Linked DNA regions of Homo sapiens: region 2 is linked to region 1. The links are chromatin loops, found by intact Hi-C in ENCODE. Cell type or tissue: dorsolateral prefrontal cortex. All regions are shown on one strand. Region 1 overlaps WDR41 (WD repeat domain 41). Region 2 overlaps ZBED3 (zinc finger BED-type containing 3).

What was found. Peaks named below come from ENCODE experiments on the same cell type or tissue, not always from the same donor. Only the 100,000 strongest peaks of a DNase experiment are listed, where the experiment ranks them.
Region 2: it touches region 1 in a loop (5-fold over the local background); 8 of 110 quality-filtered maps call a loop at or near these places.

Annotation. Positions count from the first base shown.
Region 1 is chr5:77,436,434-77,438,933 of GRCh38, reverse strand. WDR41 (WD repeat domain 41) reads left to right here. Exons shown (of 13, transcript NM_018268.4): 10 at 573-694; 11 at 1,510-1,598. Among named protein-coding and RNA genes, the nearest start is that of WDR41, 55 kb to the left of the region's middle. In dorsolateral prefrontal cortex, a CTCF peak has its summit at 1,520 (motif pointing right); a DNase peak (open chromatin) is centred at 1,534; H3K27ac peaks cover 1,511 bases.
Region 2 is chr5:77,076,649-77,079,148 of GRCh38, reverse strand. It overlaps ZBED3 (zinc finger BED-type containing 3), which reads left to right. Exons shown (of 3, transcript NM_032367.4): 2 at 421-555; 3 at 1,254-2,500. The coding sequence starts at 1,271. The coding sequence ends at 1,975. Among named protein-coding and RNA genes, the nearest start is that of SNORA47, 2.7 kb to the left of the region's middle. RefSeq lists a silencer at 1,302-1,711. In dorsolateral prefrontal cortex, CTCF peaks have their summits at 1,188 and 1,388 (motif pointing right); DNase peaks (open chromatin) are centred at 1,378, 1,788 and 2,271; H3K4me3 peaks cover 1,284 bases; H3K27ac peaks cover 2,228 bases.

The DNA of each region.
Region 1 (2,500 bases):
GATTAAAGTTGTTTTAGTAAAAAGGTATTTATTTCTAATAGTACATTTGGAAAAATGTTTTTTGAAACCTTCAGAGGATTGCATGATGATAATGCCACTGTAGCCGTGCTTTTTTGTATCACTTGTAGGTCTCCTGATTGCTTAAGATGTGGAATGCAAGTAATTTTGCTTGCATTTTTCAGGCAGAAGAAGCTAGGTAATTTTCCCAAGGATATAGTGTTATTTAAATGAAAACTCAGGTTATCCCTCAACAGCTTCCACTGCAGGGCCAGGCTGCTAGCTATAGCTTTTCTCTAGATATATTTCAGTGAGGAAGAAGTGGCGCTAAGGGATATACTATGCAGACCTACCTTTCTCTGCATTAGTGGTTGTGTCCTACCTTCTAAATGCTCAGAGCTTTCTTTAGTGCTTTGACATTTTGGGGTTTCAGAGATTAGTACTGTAATTTGGGCTAAAGGCTAGGAATGGGAAAGGTAATGGTGGCTTTCTGATGTCACATGAGGGCTGGAAATCCATTACACTAGGAAGGGTGAGTGCTAGTTTTATGCCCATTTCTGAACTTCTTCCCCTAGAATGTATTTGCTGCAGTTGGAAGGGGTTTATACGTGTATAGCCTTCAAATGAAGCGTGTGATTGCCTGCCAGAAAACTGCACATGACTCCAATGTCCTGCACGTTGCCAGACTTCCAAACAGGTACAAGTTCCCATCTGTTCTGCAATAGATGAAAGCAAGTCACAGTTCCCAGGGCTACCAGTGTAATTTCTCAAGTGGCCAAGTTACCTGGCTTCATGGCTTGACCTGCTGTGTTCTTTTGGAAATGGAGAATGCCTGAGGGCTGTCTCTAACAGAAGGGTATGTGGCAGTATATTACAGAATTTACAAGAAGCAAGGTGCAAATGAATTACATTGAATTTCATTGTTAAGAAGAGATGATTTAAAATTTGGTATTTAACAACATAAACGACTTTGGGGCCACTTACATTGTACCAATTTTTATATTTCTCATAAACCTACCTTCTTTTTGTTTATGGCCAGAATCAAATGGTTGCTGGTCTCCTTGTTGTGTGAGGCTACTAAGTGAGTGGTTTCCTGTCAGGGTAGATTTGCTGCTGAGCTTCTAGGGACGAACATATGGACAGGGACTATCATTATTTTCTATGCAGGATATTTTTATAGTGAAGCACCCAGAGAAGAGAGGTAGCAAGAGGAGGGAAGGGGGCTGCTTAGGACATTGTGAAGTATAATTCACACTGTTTTCCCAAGGGCATTTTTTTAAATGGAGAGAATCAATTTATAGCATTTGAGCTAATGTAACGAGTAACATGTGGCTTTCCTAAAGGGTGCTTTTAGTTTGCGTTGTAACGTCATGCTAAATTGTGATTTTTGTCAGTTCCTGCTAAGAGCTGAATAAAAGCAGTTGAGGGCTCCACTGATTTCTTTCACTGCAAATTTAGCATTGGCCCTCAGTGGTGCGCTCTTTTTGTATTACTGATTTTCTGTTCTGACAGGCAGTTAATCTCATGCTCAGAAGATGGCAGTGTACGCATTTGGGAGTTAAGAGAAAAACAGCAGCTTGCAGCTGAGCCTGTACCAACAGGTGTGTGTCTTCTCTCAAAAAGGTAGTCTTTTTCTCTCCTTTTTTCTCACGTGAAAGGCAGGAGAAGGACAATTATGTGAAACCACTAAAATAATATAGAAATGCTCCAAATAGGCATCAGATGTTTATAGAAAGCATATGGTAATTGAGATCTAGGATTTACAGCTTAATACTGCCCTAATGTAGAACTGCCACTTCATTTCAAGTAAGATAGAGATTTTCTTGTTTTGAGGGAAAACTTACTTTCTGGTAATCTGAATGACCAAATGGCCTAATGAAGTATTCATTTATATTGTCTATAATTCTGACTGATACACAAAATTTGTACCGTCAGATGTCAAACCAAAGTGTTCTTTACCCTTGATGTTGAACTTAATTTATGGGAAAACATACTTTTCCTTGTGTGCTTATATCATAATTTTATGAGCTCTTGACTTCCAGGTGTTTAGTTTGAAAAACAAAACTCTGAAGGGTTGAATAAATTAGTTACCAACCTTTGCACAAGAAATCAGATGCTGGTACCTAGTTGTTTCTGGTCCTTTTGACTTCCTGAAGTCCTGGGGTGTTGCTTTTGCACATACATATACAGCTTTTCCCCTATGCCTTGTTTGTTGATCTGAGTTTTGCCCTTTTTTCCCTTGACAGTTAGACACTGCCATTCAAGCTTTGTTTCTGTCCTGTTTTATTCCAAGTGTCTTTTTGTTAATATACCTGCACCAGTGGGTGACTAGGGGCAATAAAAAGAGATGAAGAACAGACCTGGTTAGCTAAGAAAGATGAAATAACATATTCACAAAACCCTAGCACGGTGCTCAGGTACTGTCCACTTAGCCCTTGACTAAAATAAGTCTGGAACCTCTTCACATTTAAATTTTGTTTTTCTGATCTCATGTTATTGTAAG
Region 2 (2,500 bases), 360 kb after region 1:
TGAACTTATTTCCTAACTAATAAACTTCACCTTTTTCTGTATTCCCTTTTCTTTAATAGGTTATTGCAGTAGTGAATTAGTTTCCTAATAAAAAAGACTGTGCAATGACATTGCATTATGTTTGGATCCTTTTAACAGATTTTGTGTTGAACAAAGCAAGACGTTATTTTATTTCTTTTTCTTCCTTAATTAAAAGTATTGAGCAAACTTTGTATCTTGCAAATATGTAGAGGGGATCTTTTAGTTAGCACAAACAATAAAGAAAACTAATTTTATTTGTTTTATGCCTTGGGTATCTATGAAAGGGTTAGAAAAAGTGAACCAGGGCATGGCGCTGCTCAGTATTTCTAGTATCTGTCTTTAAGGTGGTTTGAATGCATTTCTTTCACTGGCCTGCCTGTCCTCTGAATTTACTCCTAGCACTGCTGATGGTTCTTCAGAACTCAGGAATCGTGTTGCATGCATTGTTTCTACCCACCTGAGATGGTTGGAAACCCTGAGGCAATGACAGGGACCCCAGAATCCTTGGGAAATTACCCACTGTCTAATTTAAAGGTAAAAATTTAGAATGCTGCTTTGGATATTGCTATTTCCTAAATGTGCATATCTTAAAAGCATTGCTTTCAGTACTGCCGATTTTCTCATAAGTAGATTGTTTTTATAATCACAAAAACATATTTTTATCTTGAAAAACATACAGTCTTTGAAAGCTTTTTAAAAGGCTGTTCACCACTGGCTCTTCCACTCCTGAAGTTTAAGAAACAAAATTTTCATTCCCAAAGCTGTCTTTTCTGGTCATTGCTCAAGTGTGCTGTGCAGCACCCAGAGAAGACTGCATAAGGGAGCCTAGCTGTTATTCTGAAGACAGTACCTTTTTTATTGTTGTCGTTGTTGTTATTAAGAAAGCAGAGACTAGTTAAAGCTAATACAGACACAGCACGGAGTTAGCTAGTTCTTTCTGTTCAAGCAGCTTAGCCTCCCGCTATTAGAATAAATACTTGTTGACTGGGGACCCACTTGATTTCAAAGAGGATTCCTAGTATAGGAAGGGCTAGATATTTTTAACAGTTTTTTCTGAGGAATCAACACTTAATACTGAAGATTAATTAGAAAGAAACTTAGACTATCTACACACACTATAGGCTTTTCATCGGTAAGAAAATGGAGGGCGGCATGGTTTCTTAGGCTAACTGTAGTCTAGGAGCTGTGTGCGTGATCCTAACACTCATTATTATTCTTCCCCTGCTCCCCAGCGTGCGGGCGCCGCAGAATGAGGAGTGGCGAGCCGGCCTGCACCATGGACCAGGCCCGCGGGCTGGACGACGCGGCGGCGCGGGGCGGTCAGTGTCCGGGACTGGGGCCGGCGCCGACGCCGACGCCTCCCGGCCGCCTGGGGGCGCCATACTCCGAGGCCTGGGGCTACTTCCACCTGGCGCCGGGGCGCCCCGGGCATCCGTCGGGCCACTGGGCCACCTGCCGTCTGTGCGGGGAGCAGGTGGGCCGCGGCCCGGGCTTCCACGCGGGGACCTCGGCGTTGTGGAGGCACCTGAGGAGCGCGCACCGGCGGGAGCTGGAGAGCAGCGGCGCCGGGAGCTCCCCACCTGCCGCGCCCTGCCCGCCGCCGCCCGGCCCCGCTGCGGCCCCCGAGGGCGACTGGGCGCGCCTGCTGGAACAGATGGGCGCGCTGGCCGTGCGCGGCAGCCGGCGGGAGCGGGAGCTGGAGCGGCGCGAGCTGGCCGTGGAGCAGGGCGAGCGCGCCCTGGAGCGGAGGCGGAGGGCGCTGCAGGAGGAAGAGCGCGCCGCGGCCCAGGCGCGCCGGGAACTGCAGGCCGAGCGGGAGGCGCTGCAGGCGCGGCTGCGGGATGTGAGCCGCCGTGAGGGCGCCCTGGGCTGGGCCCCCGCTGCGCCGCCGCCGCTCAAGGACGACCCCGAGGGTGACAGGGACGGCTGCGTCATCACAAAGGTCCTCCTGTAGGGGTGTGGCCACTTCCCCACCCCAGGACAGCGCTTCTCCGTCCAATGCCAATGCCTTCAGACCCCGCTGGGACCGAAGCCGTAACCGAAGCCAGGCCCGCAGCCGCTACTCACTCGGAAGCTCCAGCTAACTGTAGGATCTTCCACACCCTAAGGCTTCAGCTTGAGAAGCACTTCGAAGCCAGAGCAGAACCAAAACTCACTTCCATGGGGTCACCGGGGGTGCCTGGGCGGCCTTTCGTGGGCATGCACGCAAGGAATTGGGGTGGCACACGGGACACCCGAGAGCTCCAGGAGCCCCGTGAACCCAGACCACCCAGTGCCATGGCCACTTAGGGCTGGGAACCCGAACCTGGTGACTTTGAAAGGATAGAGCTTCATTCCATACCAAAGACTTATCACACCATGTGCCTATACACCCAGCAGCCCAAGGTGGAGGGTGCGTGGAAATGAGAAAGCTTTTTACCCAAAAAAAAAAAAAAAAGAGTTCCTAATGCATAATCTGCCCAACACCAAGTTCTGAAGG